Regions from separate parts of the Mus musculus genome. Here regions 1, 2 and 4 are each linked to region 3. The links are chromatin loops, found by intact Hi-C in ENCODE. Cell type or tissue: heart. All regions are shown on one strand. Region 1 holds the start of Exosc1 (exosome component 1). Region 2 holds the start of Marveld1 (MARVEL (membrane-associating) domain containing 1). Region 3 holds the start of Mms19 (MMS19 cytosolic iron-sulfur assembly component). Region 4 holds the start of Pgam1 (phosphoglycerate mutase 1).

Region 1 (8,000 bases), 47 kb before region 3:
CATCGAGCACTATAGGATGAAACTTTTTCAAGGAAAAAGAGAAAGAACACCCTTTTTCCAGACATGAGCAGAAACAGCCTCGTGGGAATTATGAATTCTTTTTTTTTTTTAATATTGATTCTTTTATTTATTATTATATCTAAGTACACTGTAGCTGTCTTCAGACACATCAGAAGAGGGCATCAGATCTCATTACAGATGGTTGTGAGCCACCATGTGGTTGCTGGGATTTGAACTCAGGACCTTCAGAAGAGCAGTCAGTGCTCTTACCCGCTGAGCCATCTCTCCAGCCCGGAATTATGAATTCTTGATGCTAGGCTGGGATCTTAACTCACTGCATAGGAAATGGTGATGCTGAACTATCTACCTTGATCCTGGAAGTCTTCAGATCAACAGAGTACAGTGAAACTTCTTCAAACAAAATAAACAGAGCAAGCCTTTCTCACCTTTTAGAAATTCATTATTATTATTAGTAGTAGTAGTAGTAGTGTGTGTTGGGTGCACTGAGTGCAGGCTCATGTCCCACAGCAGAAGTGCAGAAGTGTGGAGGTCTGTTCGGTTTACTTTCTGTTACTGTGATAAATACACAGACCAAAAGTAACTTGGGAAGACTCCTAACATTACAGTCCATTATCAGGGAAAGCCAAGAAACGTAAAGGCAAAACCTTAGGGTCAGGAAGAGAAGCAGAGGCCATGGAGAAGTGCTGCTTACTGGCTCTCCTTGGCTTACCCAGCTAGCTTTCTTATACAATCCAAGATCATTAACCTAGTGGTGGCACTGCCCACAATGGCCTGGGCCATCCCATATCAAATGTCAATCAAGAAAATGTCCCATAGACAGGCCAAGCTGACAGAGGCCAATCCTCAACTGAGGCTCCCTCTTTCCAGGTTAACTCTAGTATGTGGCAAGTTGATCAGACCAGACACCATTGTTGAGTTGGTTTTCTCCTGGATTCATATTTACATGGGTCAGCAGGCTTGCATGGAAAGTGACTGACCAGATAAGCCACCTTACTGACTGACCCATGCTCTCCCCCACCCCTCCCCTTTTCCCCTTTGTTTAAGACAGGGTCTTACTATGTAGCCCCCCCCCCCCCCCCCCCGTATCAGCACTAGCCATGTACACCAGGTCGGCCTTGAACCACAGAGATACGCCCGCTTCTGCCTCTTGAGTGGTGGCATTAAAGGCACATGCTGCCCAGTCTGTCTTCTCTCTTTGGGACACAGATCTACCACGCAGCCCGGCTCCCCTTTGAGATCCCCCACCTCTCAAGCACCATCTGAGGAGTGTGCACCTATGCCTGCAAAACTTTCTGTGATGTCATTTCCTGGGGCTGGACAGATGGCTCAGCAGTTACAGAGCACTGGCTGCCCTGGTAGAGGGTCTGGATTCAATTCCTAGCAGGCACACGAGGGCCTATAGTCATCTGCGCCTTCAGTCCCAGGGGGTGCCACACCCTTCCCTAGGCTTTGTGGCACCAGGCATGCATATGACGCAGACAAGGTGACTATTCACACGCGATAAAACAAAACAAAATAAAGAATCATTTGCTAGACCCAAGGGTGTACTTCAGAGGAGTCCATCACTTTCCCACACCCCCCAAACAAAAGTCCTATGCCAGCCAATATGGCAGTCACTAACCACGATTTGCTACTGATTACTTAAAATGTGAAGAGCGTTGGGACTGTGGGGTACAGGGTCTCACTCTGTAGCCTATTCTGGTCTTGAACTACTGTCCAATAACTCTGTTCAGCTTCCAGATACTGAGACCACAGATAGGATGAATCGTATCTATATTGTAGCCTGGCTAAAAATAAAATTTTCATTTTTCTTTTCTTTTGAGACAGGGTTTCTCTAGGAAGCCCTGGCTGTTCTGAAACCACTCAGTAGACCAGGCTGGCCTCACGTATCTACCTGCCTCTGCCTTCTAAGTACTGGGATTAAAGGCCTGAGTCAACACATCCAAATAAACTTCAACAGCCCTATATAGCCAGGCGACTACTGAATTCAGCAGCCGACCATGGCAGCTATAGCACAGTGACTAGGACCCGCTCACCTTACAGGTGACGACAGCTCCCACATCTGGAAGCAACTGGGACTCTGTTTCTCTCATCACTGACACCACGGGAACCTGTGGAGAAAATAGAAAGGTCAGTGTAGTGGCTAAGTAAGCCTTGGTTTGAGAAAGCAGCCTGTAGATTAGTTTTTAGCCTATAGCAGAGGACATCAGTCATTTTAGGAAATAGAGGATCAGAAGCCATTAGAATTAGGTGGCCAGGTTTAATATAGCCTTTCTGATTAGTTGTAAATTACTGAAGATTCTCTTGGAATTTCCTGGTACAAATCCTTTTGCTTATAATTATGAATATCCTGACTCTTCCAAGCTATACTTTTTTTTTTTTTTTTTACACTTCATAAGTCAGATCTTGCAATTAAATGCTACAGAATGGCAACTCTTGTTTTAGTCCAATGGCAGCTGGCAAGTACCATCTTACCTCTCTTGCTTGGTGCGGTTTCCTCACCTTACTAAGTCCCTCCCATGTCAGTGTCCGTCTAACCCATTCTCTACAGGAGGATCACATTCTTTGCTCTCCTCCACCTCTACTTATATTCAGATGACTAAATCCTGTCACTGTCTAGAATGCACAGAGCCTGTTACATGTTCTTATTGTACCGCACAATTCTTTTGTACATTTGCTCATGATTTCTGTCCGCCTCCTCAGTAAGAAAAGCTGTGTATTGGGCTCGTGACTCTATCCCCAGTAGCAAATAAGGGCAGCCCTGAGCAGGTCACATTGAAAGTGCTCAAGAGACATCGATGCAGTGACTAAACACACAGGCTGAGGCTGACTTTATCTCCAGAACCAACAGACTGGAATCTGTTTTTACAAATAAGCTCAACACAAAGAGAGATGTTTAGGTCTAGCCAGTTCCTAAAGAGTTTTTATTTTTTCGGGAGATTGGATCTGTGGTCCCAGGGTCAGCATACTACGTAAGCTCTGTACTGATGAGCCACAAGTCTAAGGTTTTAGTTTTTATTTATTTTTTATCGTCTTACATGTATCAACGATTGCTTTTATCTGTGCCTGTTAGAAGCTGGGGATACGCTGGTGTACCACCAATCGTGGCTCCACTTAAATGTCTAGTTGGGCAAGAATCTAGTGATCAAGAGTAACATTTAAATAAGTGCCCTGGAGGGAGATTCTTGGGCATATCGATCCTTCTGCCACCAAACCCACTTTTTTTTAGTCAGAAGGTCCAGAAGGGCTTCTCTGGGAAAAAAAAAAAACAACTAAAAAAACCGATTAAATAAAGGGGTTGAGCAGGAGTGTGTTCCAGATAGACGACACGTGAATTGCACAGGCTTCGCGACAAGAGCGAGCTTAGTGCACTAAGACACTGGAAATCGCCAGCATTACTACATTGATGTCAGTGACGTGGGACACATGAAAGCGGAGGGGTAGTCGAGATGTACCACGTGAGGAAGCTCTCGGCTGGCTGGGCTACTCTTACATTTGCGTGCTTTTCCCTCCACTTCCTTCTGTGTGCATCCACAGAACTTAAGTCAGATTAACCTAACGGGTGTGCGGCCGGTGTGCTTCAGCACAGCGCAGAGATCACAGCCGGGAGACCAAAGCGTTCTGCGGCTGAGCCACCAAAGACGCGTCCGCCCGCTCTGCCTGTGCCCAAGGACCGGAACTCAACGGCACCCGGAGAGGGAACGCGCGCTGGGTAGCCGCTTCCTTTACCGCGCCATTCTCGCTGGTCTTCATCAGGCAGCCAGCCAGCGACGAAAAGATGTAGCCATGCCGGGTGTAGGTGCCGCTGCCGGGGCTGCCTTCCTCCAAGTTACACAGACGTTCGCCTGCAGAAGACAAGCTGCCTCAGCCACGGGCTCCCAGAAGCTGGTTGCCACACAGCCTGGAACTGCGTGCGGAGACCGCTCACTTACCGGGGATGCAGTACCTCACCGGTGGTGCCATGCTTGCCACCATCCACAACCCGGATGAGAACCAAGACGACTTCTCATTGGTCAGCTAGAGGAGCGGCCTCGCAGTTACACGAGTACCAATTGGCGCCTTCGACCGCACGGGGTGTAAGAGCGAGGTCTGACTCCATTTCCCAGGCTGCCCCGGGACAGATCTCTGGGCGTGCCTTTGCGGGCTCCGGGCCTCGCGCCTGCGCAGCTGGGTGGTGATGGGCGGGCGGCGGGTCCCGGTCCGCTGGCTAGCGCTGTGGGCTGAGGGCCATGGTGGGTCAGCCTTAGCTCGGCCCGGCCTGGGTCCTGAGCTGGAAGGGGAGGCAGTGGGTGGCGGACAGGGAGACTGGGCCTAATCTGGCTGATTGAGAAGCTGGCAGGAGGCAGGTAAGAGTAAAGGCGCGGTTCTTGCTTCCCATCCGAGTCCCGGTGTCCAGGCCTTTAAGTTAAGTTCCTGATCTCTCTACGACCTGCCCTGCGTGGATGCGTCCTCCTAGGTCCGAACGCATTTTCAGCCCCAACTCGCCCATTTCATGAGTTTGAAGACTCAGATCCAGGTTTGCTTTGTACAACAAAGTGTCGAAGTTGGTTCGAGACAGCCCAAGCTTAAGCCGATTTTTTTTTTTTTTTTGGACCTGAGCCCATCATAGATGGACCCTGCTGCACCTGGAGACACAACCTTTTTCTAGTTTTGTAGAACGACAGTTTCTTCTCTTGCAGGCAGATACTCTATAGAGTGTGAGCTCCTTAACTATGAATGAGCAGCTTGACGTTAGCATAGCATTCCTTTTGCTTTTTTTTCCCTTTTAGCATGTTAGCCGGGAAAGAAGCCTTCATTAATAGAATATTGTGCTTTATTGATATCTGACATCAGCTTGAGGTGGCAAAGGTTCCGGGAGCAGCAGCTTTTTCCGGATGAAATTTGCCATGACTTTGATCTCACTTTCATCTATTGGCTCTGGAGTTTATTGCTCTCTCCCCTTCCCTCCCTGTCAGCCAGGCTTCTTTGAGATACAGATGGTGATTTAGGGGAGTGCTCTTGCCTGCTAATCTCTAATCTGGTGGCAGATGGCCACTGTGGCCTGTGGGTCCTACTGAGAGGTGGCAGTACTTGGAGTGTGGAGAAATTATGCTGGCTTTATTCCTCCTCCGTGCATTCAGGTCATTCGTGCCTTCCCGCCACATTTAGATGTAAATACGACTTTGCTTTTTCTCTGTTTCCTGAGGGAAAACTTTTTCACTTGTGGCCCATTTAATACGTCTTTTTCTAGCCTCGTCATTATCCTGATATCCCATTAGGCTGAGGGGAGAGGGTCCTGGTCTCACTCTGTTCACTCAGAGTTGATAGGCACCACAAGCTTTCCATTTTACGGGTTTGATTTCCGGTTTGATTTGTCCTCTAGGTTATTGATCTCTAGAGCTATGATTCTAATACTGGTTTTATTTCTTTGTTAATCAGAAAGGATGAGCGCAGCAAATACTTGGGTGTTATCACATTGGTGAGAGTGTCTTTGCTGGCTCCTGTACAGCTGCCAGCCTTTCCTGTTCTGCATCTCTCCAGGTCATTCATTCAACAAGTATTTATTGAATACTTCTACAAGCCAGGTATTAAGATGTTTATAAGCATTTGATTTAAACCTTGGGCATATGTGTGTATATGTATGTATGTATGTACACGCATACATTTGTATGTATAAGAATTTAAGGTTTAGAGAAGAAGGTTCCAGGACTACTTATGGAAAGATTTGAACCCTAAATAGGGTATACATAGATGAGAATTGGTCAATCGAGCCTTAAAGTAGGCATTTCACACAGAACTCAAGGATGGAGAAGGTGATTGACAGTCGGATTCTTTATAAAGATACATTCTCGTGTATCTCATGCTGGTCTCAGACTGGCTGTGAAGCCAAGGATCATTTTTATCTAATCCGCTTGTCTCCAGATGTACACACATGCCCAGTTTTGAGGATCTTTATTTATTTTTTTTTAGGTGGGATAACACACTATGTTTTAGATAGAACTGATTGTCCTGGAAACTCACTCTGTAGACCAGGCTGGCCTCTGCCTCTGAATGCTGATATTAAAGGCGTGTGCCTCAATCTTTCTTTTTTTTTTTTTTTTTCTAAGATTTATTTATTATTATATGTAAGTACACTGTAGCTGTCTTCAGACACACCAGAAGAGGGAGTCAGATCTTGTTACGGATGGTTGTGAGCCACCATGTGGTTGCTGGGATTTGAACTCTGGACCTTCGGAAGAGCAGTCGGGTGCTCTTACCCACTGAGCCATCTCACCAGCCCCTCAATCTTTCTTTTCAACAGTTCCTTTTAATTCTTTCAGCTTCATAGGAAGTGATGGGAAAGGCCGGTCTCTTACCCTGTGAAGTGGCTATTGGTCTTTTCCCCATTACGCTTCAGTTTTCTTGCAGGCTTTTTTTTTTTTTTTTTTGCATCTTTTTATCTCACCTTGGGGTTTCCAAGATTGTGGAAGGAGATCATTAATGATTTTTGCAAAACTTTTTAAAGTGGGGTTGAGCCAGGGTGCAAGGAGAGTACTTTACTCCAGTTACTGAACTGAAACCCATCTCCACAGCAGAGTAGCTGCATCCAGTTTCTGCTGGGTCATGAGCTGCCTGTTAAATAAGTCAGTGAGGTTGCTGAAGGCAAAGCAGTATTCCTTATCCATCCATCATTAAAACAGATTATTTTTACGAAGCTAATGAGACTATCATGGAAAGTCTGTTGGTGTCTCTGTGTCCACAGTTGTATTCATTGCCTGGGCAGTCAGTGTCTGGGAATTTTGGGGCCAAGACTATCAACCACAGAAATGCTACTTAAACAGAGAAGACCTGGAAAAGCTCCCAAGAGGGCAGGTCCCTCCCACTACTGTCTCATACTCTGAATACTTGAAGTTAACTTGGTTGCTATATCCCAAGGATAAGACTGGGAGTGAAATTGGAGACAAAGTATCTTATGTCATGCAAGTGGTGGTTGACTGTTCTTATAGCTCACAGCCATCTGAAAGTTTCAAGGGATCCTCTGGCTATGGCACTAGGCACAAGCATGGTACTGTTGCAGCAAGTTTGATCACATTGTGAATCCCAAGATTATGTTATTTATTTACTGAAAAACTGTCTAGTTGTGGTGTGGCTCAGATTTTTTTTTTTTTTTAAATATTTATTTATTTATTATATGTAAGTACACTGTAGTTGTCTTCAGATACACCAGAAGAGGGAATCAGATCTCATTACGGGTGGTTGTGAGCCACCATGTGGTTGCTGGGATTTGAACTTCGGACCTTCGGAAGAGCAGTCGGGTGCTCTTACCCACTGAGCCATCTCACCAGCCCCGGTGTGGCTCAGATTTAGCACACACTTTTAATCCCTCTGGCTGGAATACAGACACTTGCTTAGTTCACACCTTTAATCCCAAACAATGAAGGTAAAGTTAGTTTGTAGAAGGAAGCACCCATGTTTGAAAGTGATGTCTAACTGAGTGGCAGACAAAGTGATGAATCAGAGAAAGATTTTGACAGGATAGGATATGCCTAAGTCTCATGAGAAGAGAGAGGAAAGGAAAGATGTGTAAGAGAGCAGTGCAGAGAGAGGAAAGAGGCAGTTTTATTGAGACAGTTTTACAGAGACAGGTTGCAGAGAGAGAACAAGCCAGAGAATGAGAAGGAGCCAGAAGATTAGAACATACTGCCAAAGTTAGTATGAAGCCACGCATAGTAATTTAGGAGAAGCTGAGAGTGTTTTGAGGCAGAACAGCTGAGATGAACCAGAATCAGCGATAAGTCTCAGGCTGAAAACCTTCTAGGCCGAGATTAGATTGTATGGAGGCTAGGAGCTTCTAGGACTGGGCCTAGGTTAGCAGATGGAGGGGAGACAACAACTAATTCAGGCCAATAAAAGATACTTTTAATATGGTCCACTTACATGCAGTTGTAAAGAAATACATGGAGAGCGACAGGGGAAGAGATACCCGATACTCATGTCTGGCCTCCACATGTGTCCTTCAC
Region 2 (8,000 bases), 160 kb after region 3:
AAGGACATACCTCCTACACATCTCAAAACAGCACCACCAACTGGGGACCGAATATTCAAATACCTGAGACATTTATCACTCAAACTGCCACACTGAGATTCCCTTTAGTAATACTTTTCTAAAAAAAAAAAAAAAGTCATGATTTTATTCCATATGATATAAAACAACATGGATAGATTCGATACATTATTGATACATTATGGTTTCGTTTTCACTGCAGGACAAGGAAAAAGTGAACTCAGTTGGTAAAGTGGTTTCCACACAAGCATGAGGACCTGAGTTCGAATCTCCAGAATTCACGAAAACAAACAAACAACAAAAACAAATAAACAACAACAAAACCATGATAGTGTACACCTGCTATCCCAGAGCTGGAGATGCAGAGATAAGAGCATCCCTGGGGTAGCTGAACAGCCAGTCTAGACAAATTGGCAAGCTTCAGGTTCTGTGAGAGCTCAAAAATACACCTCAAACAATAAGGTGAAGGTTGGAGCGATTGCTAAATGAGTAAGAGCACTAGATTCTCTTCCAGAGGACCTAGGCTCAATTCTCAGCACCCACATGGTGGCTCAACACCATCTTTAACTCAACCAGAAGATCTAACCTGCCCTCTTCTGGCCTCTGAGGCCACTAAGCATGTATTTCATATATAGGCACGCATGCAGGCAAAACACTCAGACATACTTTTAAAAAATCAAATAGCAAAAACAACATGGTAAGGTTGAGACAGGGTCTGGGGAGGTGGTTTGGTGATTAAGAGCACTTGCTGCAAAATCAGGAGAATCAGAGTTCAGATCCCAGCACCCTGCTAGGCATGGTGGCACATACCTTCAATACCAGTACTCAGGAAGTTGAGGCAAAAGGATATCTGGGAGTTCAAAACTAGCCTGGGCTACATAGTGAGTTCCAGGGCAGTCAGAGCTATGCTATCTATCTATCTATCTATCTATCTATCTATCTATCTATCTATCTATCTATCTATTTATCTATCTATGCCCTGTCCTGAGAGAGAGAGAGAGAGAGAGAGAGAGAGAGAGAGAATGTGTGAGGCTTAGAGGCTCAGTTGGGGTTTTATTGTTGTGAAGAGACACCATGATCAAGCAATTCTTTTTTTTTATACATTTTAAAAAAGATTTATTTATTTTATTTTATTATATGTGAGTACACTGTAGCTGTCTTCGGACACTCCAGAAGAGGGCGTCAGATCTTGTTACGGATGGTTGTGAGCCACCATGTGCTTGCTGGGATTTGAACTCAGGACCTTTGGAAGAGCAGTTGGTGCTCTTAACTACTGAGCCATCTCACCAGCCTGACCAAGCAATTCTTATAAAGGCGAACATTCAATTGGGGATGGCTTACAGTTTCAGAGGTTCAGTCCATTATCACCATGGTGGGAAGCAAGCACATCCTGCAGGCAGATGTGGTGCTGGAGGAGCTAAGAGCTCCTTGATCCACAAGAAGCCAGCAGGAGACTGTCTTCAGCAAGCAGCCAGGAGAAGGCTCTTTCCACACTGGGCGGAGCTTGGGGATAAAGACTTTAAAGCCCACCCCATAGTGTCACACTTCGTCCAATAAGGCTACTCCTACTCCAACAAAGCCACACCTCCTAATAGCTCCACACCCCATGGACTAAACATTCAATCACATGAGTCTATGGGGGCCAAACATATTTAAAGCACCAAGTTGTTGGGAGGAGGGAGGGAGGAGGGAGAGAGGACTAACATAATAAAGCAAATGTCCACACAAACTCCTGCAGCCCCAGCTCCAGTGTGGGTAGCATCTTCTGGCTTCCAGTCTATCAGAGAAAATGCAAGCCTCGGGTTTAGGAAAGACTGTTTCAGAGGAAGAGAGTACCGGAGAACACCTAATGCCCTCTTCTGGCCTCTCTCTCTATGCCTATACTCACACTTGCACACATACACATGTGTATAGCCCTACCCAGACACACATGTACACATATACACAAAAAACCTTTTGTCCTATTGCTGCGAAGAGCCACCATGATCATGGCAACTTTTTTTTTTATAAAGGAAAGCATTTATTTGGGGGTTGCTTACAGTTTCCAAGGTTTAGTCCGTTATCACAGTGGGAAGCATGGTGGCACAAAGGCAGACAGGATGCTGGAGAGGTAGCTCAGAAGTTCAACATCCAGAGCTGCAGATGGCAGGAAGAAAGAAAGACACTGGGCCTGGCTTGAGCATTTGAAACTTCAAAGCCCATCCCTAGTGAAGTAACATATTTCCTAAACGACCACACATACTCCAACAAGGCCACATGCCTTAAACCTTTCAAGTAGTGCCCTCTACCCCATGACTAAGCATTCACATCAATGAGCCTGTGGGGGGCCATTCTTATTCAAACCACTGCAGACATGATTTTAAAAATAACTTAGAGAGATAGAGGAAGACACTCAGTGTCAACCTCTGGCTTCCACATACACTTGCGTATACACTTATGCAAACATTTAAACATGGAGACACACACACAACTAATGGCCAAATGGTTTATCATTTTCTTCCCTTTTTCTTTTGAGAGAGAGTTTCATGTAGTCCAGGCTACCCTAGAACGTGAAGTCCAGTGGGAGGCTCCATTAACACCCCTGGGGTCTCTTCTTGATGGCAAGACTCAAAAAAAAAAGTCTGGGCCTGGACAGCTGGAAAAGGAATTTGAATAGCAGTCTTATCCCACCGCCTGCCCACTCCATGGGATGTTAGCTAACCAGACCACAAGGTCCCCAGGTGCTCACTGTTGCCCCTGATGTCTTGCCATCAAGAAGAGACCCCAGGGGTGTTCTGACTCCCTCTTCTGGAGTGTCTGAAGACAGCTACAGTGTACTTACATATAATAAATAAATAAAATAAAAAATATATAATTGACACAGGGCTAGAGAAATGGATCAGTAGGGAGTCAGATCTTATTACCGGTGGTTGTGAGCCACCATGTGGTTGCTGGGATTTGAACTTCGGACCTTCGGAAAAGCAATCAGGTGCTCTTACCCACTGAGCCATCTCACCAGCCCCCAGGCCCAGACTTTTGTCCCTAGCTCCTGCTCCTATCCAGAGTTCAGGCTGCTTGTGGCCTGGGGACCCTGTGAGGGACTGGATTAACAAATCACTTAAGCCGGGCGTGGTGGCGCACGCCTTTAATCCCAGCACTCGGGAGGCAGAGGCAGGTGGATTTCTGAGTTCAAGGGCAGCCTGGTCTACAAAGTGAGTTCCAGGACAGCCAGGGCTACCTGTCTTGAAAAAACAACAACAACAACAAAACAACAACAGCAGCAACAACAACAACAATCAAGTCACTTAACTGCAAAACTCTCCTCCTCTATGGAGAAACGAATTGCCTTATCCCCAGGTTGCAGGCTGCGTACACACAAAGAGGGGTCATATATGTGCCATGGTCTTATATTCTGGGTATACCCAGGGGAGACTCCAGCAAGCTCAGAGCCCCCTGGGGATAGCCCCACCCAAAGTTTGTCTTCAGTTTCCTCTTGTCTGAGTACTACCCACCCTCTATGACACTTGTGACTGAAAATTCCCCAGTCGTCCTGTCAAAACTCCCTCCTCTTTTGTGGTTTGCTTATAACCTTCCTTTCCTTGACCTCTTTTGTCCCTTAGCAACCAGTGAGTGCCAACACTTGAGAACAGGAATAAACTCTCTTCCGCCGGGCAGTGGTGACGCACACCTTGAATCCCAGCACTTGGGAGGCAGAGTCAGGCGGATTTCTGAGTTCGAGGCCAGCCTGTTCTACAGAGTGAGTTCCAGGGCTACACAGAGAAACCCTATCTCAAAAAAAAAAAAAAAAAAAAAAAAAAAGTCCTCTTCCTTCTGACATTCTGTGTTTGTATCTGGAAGGTGCTTAGATTTATTGAGTAGGACAGAATCAAAGCTTTTCTCTAAAACTGTATACTTACACTTTTCCAGAGAGTCTGTTCCGCCTCCTTTTAGAATGTTTTCAAGATTCCAGAAGCTAAAAATATCGTCCCAAAGCTTTTGAAAGAACTCTTCCATGTAAGGAGCCCAGTGGAGACGCTTGAAGCTGAAAGTTCATGTCCACCAGGTGGCGCCCTAACCCACACATCTCCTGCTGCCTTTTTTTTTTTTTTTTTTTTTTTTTAAGATGGAAGAATTCTTTCCTTCCTCCTAATGTTAATAGGCTCCCTGCTCCCTTCAGCGGTCCAGCATCCAGATTCAACTGCTAGATGCACTTTAGAGTCTCAGCCATAGGCAAGGGCACTAAGCACATCGTTCCAGGGGCTGCTAAGTTAGGATCAGAACATACAGGTCTGGATTTTCCAGTGGGACACAGACTCTGCGTCACTTTTCTGGGTCCCTGCCAGTGTAGCTGTAAACAGAACATGAGAAATATATAAAAGTGCTAGGATTGTGGATGAGAAGTCATCTTCATCTGTGCCCTAGCAGCTCCTGAAACAAGGTCAACTGCTTCAACGCTCTGAACCCACTCTTGGTCCCTATTGGTGGGTCAGAGCTCAGAACACCATCACCAGGAGCAGTAAATACAACTTCTTCCACGGGGTCTAGCACAATAAACATCCCCTTCCCCAAACCACACATATCTTACATCCCTGGCCTCTAAAATGGTGCTCAGTGTTTAATAAGCTCTCATTGTCTGCTTGCTGCATGAAATTATTTTACAGATGAAGTAATCAGGCACAGAGGGCTGGGAAACCCCTCCTCCGTGCCCGACGATGGAGTGAGCAATGGAGTGAAGAACTCACTCTTGTTCTCAAGTGTTGGCACTTGCTGGTTGCTAAGGGACAGAACTCAAGTAAGAAAGGCTATGCTGTCTTGTGTGGGTATGCTACACACCACAATTTAAGCATTTATAATATGCATCTGGAGCTTTCTTGAGTAGTATGTACTGGGGTGGCAGTGACAGGCCAAAGTTTTTTTCTTCAAAGGGGAACCAGGCTGCAGGGAAGGGCACCTACTGTTCCAGGCCAAGGGGATGGGACTCTGAAGTGTATGATCAGCTGTGGTTTGATGCAGGCATTGTCCTGTAGGCAAATGTGGCTTGCTTAGTGTCTTAGTTAGGGTTTTATGGCTGTGAAGAGATACCCTTACCACTAAAACTCTTGTTACAGTGTCATGGCAAGAAGCATGGTGGCATGCAGGCATACATGGTGCTGGAGAAGGAGCTGAGAATTCTACATCTTGATCCGCAGGCAGCAGAAAGAGACTGTGTTCCACAGTGTTCCAGCTTGAGCACATGAGACCTTAAAGCCCACAGCCACAGTGAAACAGGTCCTCTAGCAAGGCCACACTGATTCCAACAAGGCTACACCTCTTAACGGTGCCAATCCTTATGGGCTAAGCAGTGAGTTTATGTGGGATGTATCTATTCAAATCACCACACTTAGGTCCAGTACTATTCCTGCAGCCAATTGGCAAGCAACTCCATTTGTATGTACTGAGGGGCTCCTACATGCCAGGCTCAGGCAAAGATGGATAAGCCAGAATAGACCAGTTTTTGATGTAGTAGACTCAGAACTAGGGATGATTCAAATGGAGGCCCAGACAAACAAATAATTGTCAATGTGGGGAGCTCAACCTTAAACCAGTAAGTGCTTAAACTGGGTATGTCTGCTGGTGAGGGAGTGTCTGGAAAATAAAGAGCATTCTGAGTTCATGTGGGAAACTTGCAGTTCATAAGTGACAGAGTTTGGACATGAGTTGGGGAAGGAAGTGGAAAAAACCCAAGAAACTGGAAGTTGGTTGGGGACAGATTATGTAATGTGCCACATTGACAGGACACAGCTCCATACTGGGTTGGGAACAGCCAGGTCAGTTGTGTAACATTGCTGAAGCACAAAGGTTGGCTCTTTGGTGGGGTGGAGAGCAGAGAAGCCATCTCTGGCTTCCTGGTCTGAAACCCTTCAGTCTTCAGGAAAAATGAAAACAACTATTGCTCTCCTGTCTTGGGTCGCGGGAAGCTTACATAGAGAGGGCCCTGTAATGTCAATGAACCTTGGCATCGTTGGGATCCTTGCCATCTAGGTCAATAGTTAAGCATACGGGACATGCCATCTCTGAGACCTAGGCCTGTCCTGACCATGTTAGGTGACATGTTTTTAATCTAAGCAAGACGCAAAGATGGCCAGGAAGGAATGGTCGAAGTGTTTGGCGTTGCTATGCTCTGTGCGCTGTGGGTAAGGCAGCTGGGCCTCCAGTGAGTGATAGTTTTCTTACACTGACCAAGAGACCTTCATGGCAAGACAGTCTGAGACCAGCTTTGGACAGGCGAGTTTGTGGTGGGCAAGTGAAGGGTACTGAGGATGTCCCAGTGAGAACAACTGTCAGTTCAGACCTCCTGCTTACTCAGGCTTGATGGGACGCCTCGATGGGAGAGAATTATGTCTCCAGTCTCCTGTGACTGGAGAGAATCAAGAGGGTCCAGCCACAGGCTGGGCAGAGGCTGTTGTAGCTTTCTTCTCGAAGACCTAAGATCGGCCAGGCCTGCGAGGCAGGAAGGGCTGGGGTGGCTCCAGATGTGGCAAACTTGGCCCAGCAGCCTGGGCAAAAGGCCTGTCATGGGCCAGGGGGGTGCGGGCATTCAGCCCTGGCTGCAGAAGGAAGGAATGGGAGCGGAGGAGAAAGGGGGGGTAGCCAGGGTGGAGGGCGCGACGGCAGGAAGCTGGGAGGCGCGAGGAGGGGTGGAGACCAACGAAGGGGACGGCCAAAGAGCGAGTAGGAGGGCTGGAGAGAGGGAGAAAAAGGAGAGAAGGGAGGAAGGGTGCCGATGAGAAGCAGCGCTGAGGACTTGAAGTAGAGGGAGGAGGGCAGGCCTCGGAGCAGCGGGAGCAGCGGGAGCAGCGGGAGCAGCGGGAGCAGCGGGAGCAGCGGGAGCAGCGGGAGCAGCGGGCCCGGGCTCGGGCCGCCCCCGCGAGCAAGGCGCCGCCATTCCGCTGCTCGGGGCGCCGCCGCCGCCGCCGCCGCGTCCGGGGGCCATGCTCCCGCCGCCCCCGCGCCAGCCGCCGCCCCAGGCGCGCACGGCCCGCGGCTCCCTGCGCCTGCAGCGGGCTTTCCTGCGCGGCCCGCTGGGCGTGCTGCGGCTGCTGCAGCTGCTGGCCGGAGCCGCCTTCTGGATCACCATTGCCACCAGCAAGTACCAGGGCCCGGTGCACTTCGCGCTCTTCGTGTCCGTGCTCTTCTGGCTGCTCACCCTGGGGCTCTACTTCATCACGCTGTTGGGCAAGCAGGAGCTGGTGCCCGTGCTGGGCTCGCGCTGGCTCGTGGTCAACGTGGCGCACGACCTGCTGGCGGCTGCTCTCTACGGGGCGGCGACGGGCATCATGATCGACCAGACGCAGCGCCACAGCTACTGCAACCTCAAGAACTACCGGCTGCCCTGCGCCTACCATGCCTTCCTGGCGGCCTCTGTCTGCGGCGGCCTCTGCCTCGGCCTCTACCTACTCTCGGCACTCTACGGCTGCTGCCGTCGCTACCAGGGCAAGGAGGAGGTGGTGTGAGGCCACCCGCTCCACCGCGGCCCAGATCGGTTTAGGGAATCCCTCCCGAACCCTTCCTGCCGCCGCCTAGTGCCGGTGTGCCCCTGCACCCTCTCCCTGCCTGCGTTTCCACTGCCCGCGCCCTGGATCCCCGACGTTCAGTTCTAGTCTGACTGCTGTACCGCAGCTCAGCCCAGATATCAGCTTCCAGGGACCCACGCAGCCATCCGAGGCGCCGACGCACACACCCAGTTGGGCCGCTTCAGGCGAAGCCTGGAAGTCCCTTTCCTCATTCCCTGTCGAGAGCTAGACGTGGACAGGCGCCGCCGCGTAGATCCGGGGGAGGCTCCCAAATTGGAACCAGTCTTTGGACTGCGCCATTGCCCCCTCCCTCCTGCCCTGCAGTCGGAAGAGCATCCCTTCCCTGCCCCCTCTTCCAGCCTAGGGAGGTGTAGAATGCAGTCAGGCAGCTGCAAGAGGAGCTGGGGACAGGCTTTAGCTAGTGCTAGGATGGATGATGGATGACGTCTT
Region 3 (8,000 bases):
TGGAACTGCAGCCTCTTGAGAATCTGGAGTGGTAGCCCAAGGAAGGGGGGACCAGGGCTGGGGTGCTGTGGGTAGAAGCGCATGAGCAGAATGGAGGGAAATCCCCCAGGAATAGGTTCTAGGCAGGCTCTTAAAAAGGCCATTTCTGGGGATGAGGATGTAGCTCGGTTGGGCAAGCGCCTGTCAGAGGCTCTGAGGTAGGTTTCCAGCACTGTATGGCGCAAGCCTGTAATCCTGGCCCTTGGATCATATAAGTGCAAGCTCATCCGCAGTTAATACAAGCAGTTTTCAGCCAGTCTGCTTACAAGAGGCCCCATCTCAAAATCAAAACAAAACAATAAAAACCTTCCTGATGATGCCACAGTCGTTTCTCTACAGTTACTCTTTACTCCTTAATAATTTTATTTCAGTAATAGTGGTTTCTTTGGGCAATCAAAACCATGGCAAAATAGAATGAACGCTGAACTAAAGGGAAACCCTAGTGATGGGGGTGGGAAAGTAGACCGGTGCTTCTGTTTTTGATTAAGTTACTTCTTTTCCCTGGCCCCAGGCTCAAAATGCTGGGTGCATCTAGGGTAGGCTTTTTTATTTCCTTCAAGCCTTAGAGCTAACTGGGCCTCAAATTCCACAGATTCTACTTGCTTCCTTAATTCTTGTCATACAAACTTTCCTTTTTACATTTTGTGTATGTGGAGGTCAGAGAACAATTTCAGAGAAACTGTTTTCTTCCCATCACGTGTATCCAGAGGACTGAACTCAGGATATCAAGCAATTTTTACTCACTGAGCCACCTCACTGAGCCACCTTGTTGGCCCTGAAGAGTTTTGTGGTGTGTGCACTCAGGCTAGTTCCAGGGGACTCTTGGTAGAAATGGTAGGGTAGGTCAGATGTGGGTACTCATAGACATACCTGTGAAACAAATCTGCTCGTGAGTTCATGAGCGGGTGGGAAATCTATTGGGGTTGGAGATGTTGTCTAGACCAGGAAATAAGGAAATACTGGGGGAACAGCACTAGCTGGGCCTTGACCATACGGTCTAGCTTTGGATTTAGATAAAGCTGGTGGAGGGAACAGGAAGGACAGCGCTTGGGAAACGGAGAACAAAGGCTGGTGCCTAGAACTAAAGGTCCAAGAGGCTAGTGGTGAGAATAAAGGCTGGGACAAGTACTGGCTATCAATGAGAGGCTGCCTGAGAGGCCTTCATTCCTCGGCTTCCAACTCATTTCCTTCCTAGTACTTGCATGTTCGTGGGAGCTGACAACTATTTCCACCAGGAACCACCAGGTGCCAAACAAAGATGGCAGTTCCCTTGTGATCACAAAGGATTCCTTCTGCATTTGTAACTTGTAAGTGAGCTGCTGCTTCCAAGGCTGATGTATGGGTTCAGTACTGCACAGACTGACTGACTCAGGCTGGAGAAAGTGCTCTGGGGATAGTTCAAAACTGTCCGCTTATCATAGTCTAACAACGAAGACTATGATCAGTTAAGACTAAGAATACTAATTTAATCCTTCCTAAATTTCCTTTCATTCTACAACCCTTGCTTAAAGGGCTGAACACCCATTACCTAAAACAAGCCATTCAGACCTTACCGCTGGAGTTCAGGGTTATATATAATCCGGCTCCATCAACCCATTCAACCTTACTGGCTACTATTCCTTTGTACCAACCTTCCTTTTGTTAAGAGGAATAAATTACAATAGGGTTCACTTACACAGGTACTACAGAGTAGATTTTAAACCATACATGCACTGGCTAGTTTTGTGTCAACCTGACACAAGCTAGAGTCATCACTGAGGAAGGAGCATCCGTTGAGGAAATGCCTCCATGAGATCCAGCTGTAAAGCATTTTCTCAATTAGTGATCAATGAGGGAGGACCCATCCCATTCTGGGTGGTACCATCCCTGAGCTAGTGGTCCTGGCTCCCGTAAGAAAGCAGGCTGAGCAAGCCACAGGGAACAAACCAGTAAGCAGCACCCTCCATGGCCTCTGCATCAGCTCTTGCTTCCAGGTTTGAGTTCCTGTCCTGAATTCCTCCAATGATTGACTGTGATCTCCGAGTACAAGCCAAATAAACCCTTTCCTCCCCAACTTGCTTTCTGGTCATGGAGTTTAGTCATAGCAATAGAAACACTAAAACAAGATGATAGTTCAGGCTCCCTTTTTTGACATAACAAAAAAAGGTATTTTATGAAAAAATAAGAAGGCAGTTATTTAAGCTGTCTTTTAAAGATGTGTTATGCATCCATAAAATCCAAAATTATTATTCCCAGAGTGCACAAATGTGGAAGAACAATTACAGATAACATTAATATAGTAACATCTATCTTGGTATGGGGGTGGGTTTAAGTATATCTAAGCTTCTGTGAAAACAACGGTCCTGATATATAGTTCACCGGATCTAAAGTTTACCCCCCAAACAAACCAAAAGCAAACACTAGTCAATGAGGAGCTCGATAAAGAAGTTAGAGATTAATGTATTGATCTCTGCAGTTTAAATGGGTAGGTTTGTGACAATTCAAATTAAAGAAAAAAATGTTAGTGATAGGCTCTAAGTAGTGAGTCTATGATCTTTAAAAAAAAATTTAAGTTGGGCAGGGGTAGTGCATGCCCGTCATCCCAGCATTTGGGAGGGGGATTTAGATCTTTGAGTCCAAGACCAGCCTGGTCTACAGAGTTTCAGGATAGCCAGGGCAACACAGAGAGAGCCTGTCTCAAAAGACAATACACAAACAGATAAATAACTAAAAATTAAAATTCTTTAGATTTTGTTAAATGCTGTGAAATCTCCATAGTAAAATCTGGGGGGAAATGGCATTGATAATAACCCATAACAGACTATACTTGATTAAGTTGTAAAATGTTATAAGCTTAAGTGCAAGTACCAGGGGCTTTATTTTCTTTCTGAGATTGGGGCTCACACTGTAGCTGAGGCTGGCCTAGAACTCACTAGCAAACTTGCCACCCCCCTGCCAAATCCTGGAACTAAAGGAATGCACTACCAAGCCCAGCCAATAGCAGGCATTTTTGCCCCTTGATGCTCTGGAACCATATATTTACCTCTTACAACACAGTTCTTTCTCTCACTAATTATAATAGTTTGATGGCCATAGATAGTATCTTATTTGTATTTCTGTCCTCAATTCTTTTCATGCTGGGTAAAAAATACGTGCTCAGAAATAATAGAATGGCAGAGAATGTGGACTATTGCTAAGGACCAACATATATTTCTAGCAGTTCATTTCTCACATATTCTAAAAATTAATCTGTTCAATTTGCTAAAGAAACTTCTTCACCCATAAACTTCCAAACATAATTTTTAAAAACCCGCATCTATATCCATTTTTTATTCTATTTCTTAAACCCGACACTGAAGGCCTAACATTCAACATTCAGAAAGAATTCTAAAGAGGCACCCTGGATTTGTTCAAATCCTGGATAAACTCGGAACTGAGAGATTCCTGAAATTGGAACTCTGGGAAGAAGGATAAAAAAATGGGACATTAAAAAGTTATAAATCTAATTTATCAAAAAGCCTATTTGGGGCTGGAGAGATAGCTCAACAATTAAGAGGACAGACTGCTCTTGAAGAGGTCCTGAGTTTAATTCCCAGCAACCATATGATGGCTCACAATCATCTATAATGGGATCCGATGTCCTCTCCTGGTGTGTCTGACAGCGTACTCACATACTATATATATATATATATTCTTTTTTTTAAAGCCTACTAAGACACATAAGTGAATCTTTAAAGACACTAGTCATCTACACGCCCACCGACCTAGAGCCAGACTGGCTCCTCCCCTCCTCCATCCAATTACAACCACTCAAACAGCTGGAGCGCACGCTACTTCCAGGAAGGCAAGAGGCCGGAGCGTAACCCTTGGAACCCAGACCTTCTCACCTAACACTCCGCAAACAACGCGGTCCTGCGGTGCAAGCACCAGGTTTGGACCAGAACACCCGAGTCCAAGTCCCAGCTCCACTTCCGGACTCGTCTGTGCCTTGCACAAGTCTATTACTCTCGGAGAAATGTAATGATTCTCTATGGACCACAGCGAGATGCGGAATGTAAAGAAAGCTTTAAGGAAGATGCAAGCGACTCTCCAACTTGTTAGGGCAGTAGCGCTCCCAGCGGGGGCAGAGCGGCCAGAGGACCAATCACAATCACCTCTCCCTTCACTCCCTTCCCGCCGCGCGCGGGTGCTGAGGCCGCTCCCTGCGGTCCGGCCCCTGCAGAAGCCTCGCGGCGTTGTTTGCCATACCTGCAGCCACCTGGTCAGCGGGCCCCTCCTGTTGACCCATGACGAAGTCTTGCACGAGGCCACACAGGGCGCCCATAGGCGCCACTGCCTCCTCCAGACCGGTGGCGGCAGCCATGACGCTAGCCAGAGATTGTGGGAGGGGGAAGTGGGTGTGGCTACGAGATGTGTCTCTCCGCGCACGCGCCTCCATGGCCAATAGTTGGGCGCAGACTTCAGGGGCGGGGCACCTCCAGGTCACGTGCCTGCCGGCTCTGGGCCAGGCAGTCCCTTCAGGGACCTAACGGCCCCTCCCCAGAGGGCGGGGCCTGGGCCGGGGCGCGGCTCCGGGAGGGGAAGTGACTGCCGGGCACGCAGCCGGGGCGGTTGAGGGCGCATAATTCCCGGCCGCTCTCCCCGGGAGACGGGCGACAGGGCGGGCACCTGGCTGGGTGGGGCCGAGGGGCGGTACGCATCCTGGGAAAAGCCAATGAGAAAACCAGACCCGGCCCGAGGGGCGGTGCCGTCGGTCACATGCGCACCTGGGGCGGCTGGCGACCGTGGCGCGGCCACCCCAAGCGGGAGGAAGGGAGCGGGGCCGGGCCGGGGCGGGGTTAGGCAGGTGAGTGACAGGCTCCGGGGGGCCGGCCCCAGCTGGGAGCTCGGAGTGATCCTGGAGTAGCTGCGGCGGTGTCCGCCCCCTCCCTCCGCCCCTCCAGCCGGGCTGGTCTCTGGCCGGGCACTGTCGCGGGCCCCCCTGGCCTGGCCACCTCCCTCTCCGCTGGCCCGCAAAGTTTGTGGCGAAGCCGGCGTCGGGCAGAGCGCTCCCCAGGGGAGATCCAGGAGCTCTCGATGTCGGGCTGCGGGAGTCGTTGACCCGGGGACGCCGCGGTTCGGGGCAGCAGCGTGGAGCAGCCGGCCGACCGCCGCCTCTGGTGCATGGGGGACCGGCTGAGAAGCCAGCATGGGCAACTGCGTGGGGAGACAGCGCCGGGAGAGGCCGGCTGCTCCGGGACACCCCCGCAAGCGAGCAGGTAACGCCAGGAAAGGCAGCGGGGTCCCGGCGCGCTGCCAGTTGGCCCTTGCCTTGCCCGAACCTTGGGGTTCCCGAGCGACCTCGCTCGGCGCCGGGCGCTTGGGTTCCCCCACGGCTTCTCGGAGCCAGACGGGGCCCTCCCCGGCGCGGGCTGTCTGGGAAGCGAGTTGGGGTAACTGCGAGCGCTGACCCGGCCGGGAGGCCAACTCGCTCCCACCGGGAAGCTGGGGATGGGGGCGGGGGCAGGAAATGTTTCCAGACCGCGACGAGGCTGGCGGAGGGGGCCAAGCGAGTGCGCCGCGGATCTGGCAGCCCCGGCCAGGGTCGGCCGGCGGCCGGCCGGGGCGCGGCGTGGGCAGCCTGCGTCCCCAGAAGTCGGAGCGATCGAGGCGAACACAGTCGCTCATTCCAGCGAGTCACTGTGTCATTATCGGGCTGCAGGTCGTTGTCTGCGGGAATCCGACTTGTAAAAAGCAGTGCAGGACCATGGAAAATAGAAATCTTTATTTCCTCCCACCTCTCCACACGGCTTTTTGGAGCCTCGGTGGCTGTCTGGGAGTCTAGGAAAGGTGGGGTGCGGGGTGAGCGTCGCCTTCGTGTTTGTTAGGAGCGTTCTCAGCTCTTGGAATGGGATCCCTCTCAGCCATGAGAATGGGATCTGCTCTCTGGCAATCTTCGAAGCTCCAGTAGCGCGGTCTCACTTTCTTGGTACACCAGCCCTGTCCTGGCGCTTCGTTTGAGGGTCATTTCCCTGTCTTGTACTCTCTTCTCTGGGGGTGTTGCAAAGAACTTATGCAAATGATAAACTGTGGCGCGCAAAAAGACCTTCAACACTGGACTGAATTTCCAGATCTACCTCTCTTTTATGTAAAAACACAGATCCAGAGAGGTTGGGCAGCTTCCCCTAAGTCACACAGTGAGTTAGAAGTGCAACTGAGGTTGGAATCCGGTCTCTTCCCCCTTGTTACCACATACCCCTTTATGTAAGAGGAGCCACAGGCGCAGTTGTTAATGAAGTGGAAACTCTAGTTGGAGTTTCCTGTCTGCTTTGACACTGAAGGTGTGTTGTTTTGCTTGTGTAAACTGGGAAGGAAGATGGGGAGAAGCACAGGGGAAGCTGGGAAGGATGTGTGTGTGTGTGTGCTGGACAGGATGACTTGTGCAAGCAGAAACGTTTTTATGGGAGGATGGAGTAAAACTTACAAATTCCTTTTGAAAGCAACCCTGGCCTTTCTTCTGACCAAGGACTTTTGTTCGTTCATTCATTCATTCATTTATATCATTCATACATTTGATCAAGCAGAAAGCAAATAATTTTGATTTCTTGTATGCTCCATCCTTGATCTTGCCTCGTGTTTTTATGGTTGACTACCCTTTCCTACCTCAGTCTCCGAACTGCTTTCTATCTCTGCTATCCTTATCCTGGTTTCCTTTCTCTATCATTATTTTTTTCCAGTTTTGAGGGTCAGGAGTTTACAGAAGCATTCTGCCATTGAATTGCATCTCTATCCTCCGATTTTCCTTTTCAATTTCTCTTGCCCACCCTCACCTGTTATACACCAGTGGCTCAGTCTGACAATCTGGGTTTCCTCATGACACTCCCTCCCAGAGATAGCTTACTTAGTTGCACAACTCTTTGTCCATCAGGAAGACCCCTGTCTCTTAGTTACCAGCTTGATTCCCAGACCCCCATGTCTAGGCAGACATCAGTACTGTGGATATCCTGGGGCTCAACCCATCCACAACAGGTTCTGCACATCTCTACCCGCTGTCCTGTACTCTGCTGACTTGTCCTCAGCTTTCTGTCAGCTCGTCACAGGAGCCTGCTAGTTCTTCCATCAGAGTCATTGTGTCTTACAGACATGCCCTTTCCCAAACCATCTCAAGCCCGGCTATTCCCCCAGGCTGCAGTGAGCTCCAGGGAGGGCAAGCTCACCATCAGTCATTCATCTCATACCTGCATACACTCCATCTAGAAGCCACTGTGTGTCCAGACTGCAGTTATTTTTGTTCAGTACCTTCTACCTCTACAAGGCCTTTAACTTTCAAGACTGGGCAAGTCTGGCCTGGTCCTTTTAGAACCCGATTGCTTCCTCTTCCTTGACATTAAGGCCAGTAATGTTTTCATACCTTTTCCACTTTAGGAGAGTCTTTCTTCAGATTACACCTCAAACCCCAAATGCATCCATCCATCCTATTTGCCTTCATTTCTTTTCTTTTGAGACAGGACATTTGCAATATAATGAAAACAGACTGGCCTAGAACTCCCTATGTACCTAGTATAGCCATGTACCCTAGCTTGGCCTTGAACTCTCTCCAGCCTCGAGTGCTGGGATTATAGGAGTCTACCACCACATCCTACCTTTTGTTTGTTTGTTTGCTTGTTTGTTTATTTGGTTTTTTTGAGACAGGGTTTCTCTGTATAGCCCTGGCTGTCCTGGAACTCACTTTGTAGACCAGGCTGGCCTCAAACTCAGAAATCCGCCTGCTTCTACCTCCTGAGTGCTGGGATTAAAGGCGTGCACCACCACACCCGGCTAATTTTTTTTTTTAAATCAGCACACAAGATGGGTTTAGTTTTTGACATTTTCATATATCTACATCACATACTCTGCTCATACCCATATCCCCTTGAAGCAGCCTGCTCAGCAGGCCCCCATCCCCAGCAGAAAGGTGGCTTCTGAGAACTCCTGCAGACACTTAGCAGTGCCATGGTGCCACT
Region 4 (8,000 bases), 67 kb before region 3:
AAGAAAGAAAGAAAGAAAAGAAAGAGAGTGAGAGAGAGAGAAAGAAAGTAAGAGAAAAAGAAAGAAAGAAAGGAAGGAAGAAAGAAAGAAAGAAAGAAAGAAAGAAAGAAAGAAAGAAAGACAGACAGACGGGGGGGGGGGGGAAGGCGTTAATACGCATAAAGCACAAAAGCACTAACTCTGTTTAGTCTGTAGTAGGTACTTGACCATCTCATGTTAAAACTTTTCTTGGCTCTCTGTCGAAAGTACAGAAAGTGGCTCAGTTCTGTTGTCAATTGTTTAAATGTGGATTTTGCTCTCCACTAAAAGGACAGGAATTCATGACACTATCTTAGTATCTTAGTAATAGGCCACTGTCTGGCTAATGTTTAATGCTCATGAAGAAGTTTAATGGAAATAAACTAAGAGTCCACAGCCTGGGCAGGAGAAATTGGTCCTAACAAGTGGATACTAAAATTGGGGTAAGGAGAGACAGACATTCCTTTTTGTAATGTTGTAAGGGCCTAACGTTTGCTTCTCAGAAGGACATGAGCCTGTACACCTACACAGGAGCTTCCACACACTCTCAGCTACAGAATCAACATTTAGTAGAAGAAAAGGGATATAGAGCTGTTCTCTTGGGGCTGGCGACATGAGATGGCTCAGCAGGTAACTAACTGCTCTTCTGAAGGTCCTGAGTTCAAATCCCAGAATCACATGGTGGCTCTCAACCACCCATAATGAGATCTGATGCCCTCCTCTGGCATGTCTGAAGACATCTACAGTGGCCTTATGTATAAATACATATTTATTATTTATTATTATATAATATGTAGTTATAAATGCATATGTATATATTTATTATTGTACTATTATTTTTATAATAATAAATAATAAATTTATGGGCCAGAGCAAGCAGGGCCGACTGGAGCGAGCTGGGCCTACCAGGACGAACAGAGGTCCTAAAAAATTCAATTCCCAACAACCACAGGAAAGCTCACAACCATTTGTACAGCTACATAAAAATAAATAATAAATCTTAAAAAAAAAAAAAAAAAAAAAAAGCTGTGCTCTAACTGGCGTGATGAACCACGCCTTTAATCTAGCACTTCGGTGGCAGAGACAGGAAATCTCTGAGTTCTAGGCCTGGTCTACAGAACTTGTTCCAGGACAGTCAGGGTTACGCAGAGAGACTGTCTCAAAAAAAAAAAAAAAAAAAAAAAAAAAAAAAAAAAAAGCAACAAACTAGAAACAAAAAACAACAAAACAACCCAAAAGAACAATGTTCTGTTGAAGGGAAATAGCAACAACCCACGTTTAGGTTTATAGAGTATTTTACAAGTGAGGCTGAGACGTCTTATGACTTGTCCGAAGTACAAGTTAAAAGGAAAAGGGTGTATATTGGAATTGCGCAGGGATGGGACTGTGGCCTGGCAGGGCTGAAGAACTGGTCAGAGGATAGTTGATCATCCCTAAAGAGGAAGCGCGGCGTGTCCAGTCGGCGCCTGGAGCTCAAGCTCGCAACCAGCACCCTCCGCGCTCCTTGCTTACGTGCGCTCCGTGACTGCCGGGTAGCACGCGGGTACCGCTACGTACAACGCATGCGCACTGCCGCCGCGGTGCACTACACCCCCCCCTTAGCAGGCCGCAGAACTTGCCTGAGGCGCATGCGCACACGGGGCGGGCGGCGGTCTGTCGAGCGAGTGGAAAGATTTCGGGGAGAAAGTGCGCGGAAGCGGGGCGGGAGACTGTAAGTGCGCAGGCGCGACCGGGGCGGGGGGCGGGCTGCGAAGAGAATCTCGGCGATCCTCAGTTGCTGCTGCATCCTCTGCCCGTCGCCATGGCTGCCTACAAGCTGGTGCTGATCCGGCATGGCGAGAGCGCCTGGAACCTGGAGAACCGCTTCAGCGGCTGGTACGACGCCGACCTGAGCCCGGCGGGCCACGAGGAGGCGAAGCGCGGCGGGCAGGCGTTGCGAGGTACGAGCGGGACGAGCGCTGTGTGGCGTACTGGGCCAGCACCGGCCTAGGGGTCGCCTGAGCCCCCGGGCCCTCTCGAGAGGCGGGCACTTCGGTCGGCCTCTGCAGTTGAATTTTCATCTGGGGAGGTGAACGCAGGGTGGGGAACCCGCTTGTCAAGGTCACCCCGTTAAGTCTGAGAGTCTGTGCCAGAAAGAGGGCACAGCCGCCGCTAGGCTAAAATCTGTTCTTCCGGTCCGAGCAGCCCCACCTGTGGCGCCCAGGACCCTTTAGGGTACCACGAGGGCCTAGGGCGCCTGGCGGACGATTCCCCGTGACATCAGTGGCTGTACCGGAGTATACTTGAGGCGCCTGCCCATCATGGCGAAGCGGCAGGTCACGGGCTCGCCCTGGGTAGTGGGGGGGTGTTAGGTGGGGATGTCTAATGGCCTTTGAGACAACCTGGAAACCGCGTGCTTCGGAGAGCTTTGTAGCACAGCAGCAAACCACAAAACCGAATCCAGGAATGTGAGTGGGTGATTTCAGTTGATGCTCTCTCCAGCCCTATGAAGCAGGCAGATCTAATTTCCCTCCTTTTTACCTCTCTCCGTCCTCTTGTTATAGTTTAGAAAAGTGACTGGAAAGATTTGTCCAAGGTCATACAAAACTTAGTTCTAATCCAGTGTCCTTGCCCCATTTCTGGGTGGAGTAACAAGTAAGTGTGAGGAACTGGCGGGCCCTTGGCCAAGGACAGAGGCAGAGCAAAGGGTGAAAGCGTCCAGGAGATAAGCTCGCCTTTGCCTATCCATGCTGGGTGCCCCGCACCACCCACAGTTCTCTGTGATTTTGGAATGCTAATAAGAAAGCAAGGCCTCCCCGCTCCCTGTAGTGAAGAGGCACTTCTCTTGGTGATTAGGGCACATCCTAACTTGGACACGGCAGTAGCTGTGTAAAAGGGTTGCTCATGCCTACCTGAAGTGATCTTGTGTCTTGGTTGCCCTCCCTAGCTTCTTGTACACCCTTTTCAGATGAGGGAAGATTTTGAATACGAATTCCTGAGGCAAGGAAACATTGCTTTTTGAGATGCATGGCCTATGTAGGAGAGGCTAGAAAAAAGGAAAGTACTGGTTAAGGAAGCCATTTTCTTGAGCTCTGTGCCATGAAGCACTGTGTAGACCTGTGGTAGTTTGCTTATGCCTAGCTCAGGACAAAGTTAACTGCCTCTGTTCTCTGGGTATAAGATGATTATACGTTGAGCTGGAAAATAACAAGATCCATTTCAACCTTAAATACTATAGCACTAAGTTTTAGAACCTCACACGTTAGGCGCACATGGTGTTGCATGCCTGTAATTTTTCTCAGCACCCAGGCAGCTAAGAAGGGAGGCTATAGAGCATGGGCCAACTTGGACTACACAGCTGGACTGTCTTTATAAAGCTACTGTAAGTTTAGCATCTCCCAGAGATATCACAGATGATTAAAGGATGGAAGATTAAAAGCAAAAACCGACTGAGGGCTCCTGTGGATAATTGAGTAACAGAAAAGACCCAAGGTGCATACCATTCATTCCACCAGTGTTCCTCCTGCAGATTTCAGAAGGAAACTAGAGAGGCCTCCATGCAGCCTCAGGCGGAGGAAGGCCAGGGGTGAGGGGGCGAAGGGGGGGATGAGAGTCCATTGTCCCCCTGGCTGTACTTTGGATTAAATGGGTGTGTCTTTGTGCTTCTGATGCTATGGCATTCTTGCCAGGGTCCTCAGGGGGTACCACTTTGTCCTTGGGGACTATTTGGAAATAATTGCAGTGAGACAGCAGCCTGTAGCATCTCATCACGGGTGCTGAGGCTTGTTCTGTGGGTGACTCAGCCTTTTGTTGGGGAACATCCCTCCTCTCCTGGTTAAGGAGATGGTGAAGGCTGTGATGATGGCTGTCAGTTCTCATCAGCTTGTCCAGAGGCTCGGGGGTGAGATTGTCTTTCCTTGTGGGTGGTAGTGGTTTTCCTGGTATTAATCTTCCCTGTCCCCACTAGCTGGTCTCAGTGGCCTCATTGTCAGTTGACTGACTGGCAGGAAATTTTACTTCTTTTTTTTAATAACTGTTGCTAGTCTCAATATGAAGCAATGCCCAGAAAAGTTTGTGGTTAAACTTGAAGAGGGCCTTGTGTGCTGGTGAACACAGGGGTGTGTCCTGGGATAAGAAAAGGGACAGCTCCTTAATTCAAAAATATAAAGACAAGTCCAACTAGCTAGGCTTGAACTCAAGATTCCCCCAGGCTCCCTCTACTGAGCTGGGATTAAAAACATGCTGCCGAGCCCAGTGCTTGTCTTTATTTGCTTGTCTGCTAAAAATGGGTTGAGAAGATAGTAACATCATAGGATTCTAGTGAAGACGAAATCACAGTGTGGTATGGGAGCATGAGCCCTTTAGAAAGGTTAGCTATGACTTAAAGAGTTCACATGTTTTAAAGATTTATTTATGTATAGGAGTACACTGTAGCTGTCTTCAGACATACCAGAAGAGGGCATCAGATCCCATTACAGATGACTCTGAACCACCATGTGGTTGCTGGGAATTGAACACAGGACCTCTGGCAGAGCAGTCAGTGCTCTTAACTGCCAAGCCATCTCTCCAGCCCCAGAGTTCATAATTTTATGATCCTTTTTCTTTTTCTTTTTTTTTTTCCCCTTTTGCTCCTTCCTGGTGTAGAAGGCTTAAGATTTATTTTATGTATGTGAGCACAATGTCACTCTCTTTAGACACACCAGAAGAGGGCGTCAGATCTCATTCTAGATGGTTGTGAGCCACCATGTGGTTGCTGGGATTTGAACTCAGGACTCTTGGAAGAGCAGTCAGTGCTCTTAACCACTGAGCCACCCCTTCAGCCCTTTATTTATGATCCTTTTTCACTAAAACAAAATTAAACCCATTTTTCTATTGAGTAAGCACAGGTCTGTACACATGTGCATGCCTTGGGGTGCATGTATGGGGGAAGGACAACTTGTGGTCATCACTCCTTCCACTGTGTGGGTTCTGGGGATTGAACATGGTTTCAATCAAAATGTGTTCAGGAGTTAGAGTAAGATGTATAGCCTCAGGTTAGTTGGTTAACACTGCATTATTGGAATTATTGGAGTCAAGAGGAAGTGTGCTATTTGCTGTAATGTAAGTCGACAAAATTTCACTCAAGGGATGCAAGGATAATAAATGCTTTGCCAAAGAGACTTCTGTATAAAATCCTTGGAGCTCATGTTAGCCTTGCTAGCTTCTCACTTGGACTTTTTTCCTTCTTTGAGACAAGGACTCTTTGTAGCCTGGGTTGTCCTGGAACTTGCGGTGGAGGTCAGGTTGACCTTGAACTCACAAAGCCCTGTTGTCTCCCTAGTACCAGGATCACAGGCATGTGCCACAATACCTGGCTCATTTGCACTTCTTAATTTCTAGATGCTGGCTATGAATTTGACATCTGCTTCACCTCTGTGCAGAAGAGAGCAATCCGGACCCTCTGGACAGTCCTGGATGCCATTGACCAGATGTGGTTGCCAGTGGTCAGGACTTGGCGCCTCAATGAGCGACACTATGGCGGTCTGACAGGTCTCAACAAAGCAGAAACTGCTGCTAAGCATGGTGAGGCCCAGGTAAAGATCTGGAGACGATCTTATGATGTCCCACCGCCTCCCATGGAGCCTGATCACCCCTTCTACAGCAACATCAGCAAGGTATGGTTACCGATGCAGGTGCGGTCAATTCATCAGCATTGAGTTAGCATGTGGGCCTCACTCCAAGTTCTTATTTTCCAAGTCTATGTGTATGGGTGTTTTGCCTGTATATATTGCCTGTATATATTGCCTGTATATATGTGCACACATGCTTGCCTAGTGCCTTTGGAGGTCAGAAGAGATCAGATCCTGTGGAGCTAGAGGTGGTTGTGAACCTCTGAGTGCTGAGAGCCAAACCTGGGTCCTGTGGAAGAACAGCAAGTGTTCTCTTTTAACAGCTGAGCATCTCTCCAGCCCTAGGCCTCTTTTGTGTCTACATCTTGTCATTAACCTTATAAAATTACAATAGTAATAAGTAATATAACTCCCATTGCTAAGTAATGACCTTCACTTGTTATAGGATTTAGTTAGAAGTTAGTATTGTATCTGAGAGGGTACCTTCTTTCCACATCTCCACTGCCATTTATAAAGCCATTTCCAGCCTTCCCAAGCTAGCAGCAAACTAAAGTGAATTGGGAAACCTTGTTTGTTTTGTTAAACCTCTTCCCTGGATTCTAAATTATGTGTTTTGGATTGGGAAATGAGGATGCAGAGCAGTGACTACTGATCATCTTGTTCAAGTTCTGAGCTGCATTCTGGACCCTTGAGGGAGATGTTCATTAGTCACGTAATCCCTTAAGATCAGAGCTAGGTAGAATTGATAGACATGAAGTGCAACTTGGAATAACTGGCGACCTTGAAATAAGCCTTTGTTGTTGTTTAGGATCGCAGGTACGCAGACCTTACTGAAGACCAGCTCCCCTCCTGTGAGAGCCTGAAGGACACTATTGCCAGAGCACTGCCCTTCTGGAATGAAGAAATTGTCCCCCAGATCAAAGAGGGGAAAAGGGTCTTGATTGCCGCCCACGGCAACAGCCTTCGGGGCATCGTTAAGCATCTGGAGGGTAAGTGTATCTTCTTCCAGGAGTCCGTAAGGATGATTAAACACAGCTGTTAGCATCAGACTGAGTTTTGTAGCAAGGAAACCTCTGGGGAAAGTATGATAGTGCAGATGGACTTAAAGACAAACTTGTTTCTTCCTTTCTCAATCTACGGTCTGCCAGCAGGATGTGGTGGCTTACACCAGGGAGGCTGAAGCAAGAGAATCACTTAGAGTTCCAGGCCAGCCAGGGTTATATAGTGAGACCTTGATTCTAAGGCAACAGGAAGTGCGTTACAAAATAGTGACAGTGGGCCTTTGACACTCTGCTATATATAGGATGTTCAGTTCAGAACTGTCACATGCTAAGTGACTCTATGCATTAACGTACATGCTTACTTGCTTTAGGAGTGCCGGCTGAAACTGTGATCATAATGATGCAGGTCCTAGAGGCCTTGAGGACCTAGAGGTGCAGGTGGCTAGGCTATAGGATGTTCCAGGAGAACATAGTCCTTTCTGCTTTTCCACATGTACTTTTGTAGGGATTTCTGTAGTGTAACTTTCTGCAGTTTGTTGGTGGCTCATCTTAGAATCTTGTATACTTTAGTCACTCTTTCTAATGTTAAGAGGCTTGAAAGTTGTAATTGGGGGCTGGTCCATGGGGCACTAGATCCACTAAGATCCACTAGATCCACAGAAAGGATGTTTTGTTTGTTCCTACTTAAGTGCTTTGCTATTAGTAGATAAAGAGTAAATCTATAGGGGATGTGGACTCTTTCTTGTGGCTGAAAATGGTGGCTCTTTTAGGTCTCTCAGAAGAGGCCATCATGGAGCTGAACCTGCCCACGGGCATCCCTATCGTCTATGAACTGGACAAGAACTTGAAGCCCATCAAGCCCATGCAGTTCCTGGGAGACGAGGAGACCGTGCGCAAAGCCATGGAAGCTGTGGCTGCTCAGGGCAAGGTGAAGAAGTGAAGGCGAAGAGGCAGACTCCTACCCCGACACCCTCCCTGCCTGTTCCTGCCTCCTGCACCCTCCCCAGCACCTGCCACACTGACTATGTCTTTAGGATTTTAAGTTTAAGTTGTAGCTGCAGATGGGGGCCTGTGGCTCCCGTTTTCATTGTAGTATTTTATCCCCTGCACCCACTCCCTTCATAGAATCTAGTCAGAATAACGCCTCTGGGGGTGCAGGTTCTCGGACCACATCGAGGGACAGCTCCCTGTACCAGGAGAGTTGAGAGATAGTAACTATAGTTTTTCTTAGGTCTTTGTTTACTAAGGGTCTGCTTAGGAAGAATTCAGGGAGGAACTGTGCTGTGGTGTGACCAATGAAAAGCTGCAGTCCAGTTTTGTCCCTGGAACCTGTCCTGCACTCTTCCTGCAGTTAGGTAACTGGGGGCATAGTCATTCCAGTGGAGAGTGGAAG

Evidence for each region. Hi-C counts contacts between places; a loop is a spot of excess contacts. Peaks named below come from ENCODE experiments on the same cell type or tissue, not always from the same donor. Only the 100,000 strongest peaks of a DNase experiment are listed, where the experiment ranks them.
Region 1: it touches region 3 in a loop (1.9-fold over the local background); 6 of 42 quality-filtered maps call a loop at or near these places.
Region 2: a loop joins it to region 3, with 2.2 times the contacts of the local background. A loop is called at or near these places in 2 of 42 quality-filtered maps.
Region 4: it touches region 3 in a loop (2.0-fold over the local background); 2 of 42 quality-filtered maps call a loop at or near these places.

Annotation. Positions count from the first base shown.
Region 1 is chr19:41,929,299-41,937,298 of GRCm38, forward strand. Exosc1 (exosome component 1) reads right to left here and starts at 4,016. Exons shown (of 8, transcript NM_025644.4): 1 at 3,954-4,016; 2 at 3,751-3,866; 3 at 2,058-2,132. The coding sequence starts at 3,984. Zdhhc16 (zinc finger, DHHC domain containing 16) reads left to right here and starts at 4,147. Exons shown (of 11, transcript NM_023740.3): 1 at 4,147-4,367; 2 at 5,440-5,585. In heart, a CTCF peak has its summit at 4,091; a DNase peak (open chromatin) is centred at 4,113; H3K4me3 peaks cover 2,725 bases; H3K27ac peaks cover 1,284 bases.
Region 2 is chr19:42,140,681-42,148,680 of GRCm38, forward strand. It overlaps Marveld1 (MARVEL (membrane-associating) domain containing 1), which reads left to right and starts at 6,709. Exons shown (of 2, transcript NM_183195.2): 1 at 6,709-8,000. The coding sequence starts at 6,969. The coding sequence ends at 7,490. In heart, CTCF peaks have their summits at 4,044 (motif pointing right), 7,340 and 7,620; DNase peaks (open chromatin) are centred at 4,061, 5,811, 6,671, 7,841 and 2 weaker places; H3K4me3 peaks cover 1,782 bases; H3K27ac peaks cover 2,178 bases.
Region 3 is chr19:41,976,733-41,984,732 of GRCm38, forward strand. Mms19 (MMS19 cytosolic iron-sulfur assembly component) reads right to left here and starts at 4,404. Exons shown (of 31, transcript NM_028152.3): 1 at 4,267-4,404. The coding sequence starts at 4,381. Ubtd1 (ubiquitin domain containing 1) reads left to right here and starts at 5,031. Exons shown (of 3, transcript NM_145500.3): 1 at 5,031-5,276. The coding sequence starts at 5,207. In heart, a CTCF peak has its summit at 4,156; DNase peaks (open chromatin) are centred at 3,869, 4,619 and 6,109; H3K4me3 peaks cover 3,193 bases; H3K27ac peaks cover 2,702 bases.
Region 4 is chr19:41,910,229-41,918,228 of GRCm38, forward strand. Pgam1 (phosphoglycerate mutase 1) reads left to right here and starts at 1,643. Exons shown (of 4, transcript NM_023418.2): 1 at 1,643-1,958; 2 at 5,377-5,651; 3 at 6,415-6,595; 4 at 7,378-8,000. The coding sequence starts at 1,820. The coding sequence ends at 7,547. In heart, CTCF peaks have their summits at 4,482 (motif pointing right) and 4,682 (motif pointing right); DNase peaks (open chromatin) are centred at 1,633, 2,323 and 2,673; H3K4me3 peaks cover 4,083 bases; H3K27ac peaks cover 3,036 bases.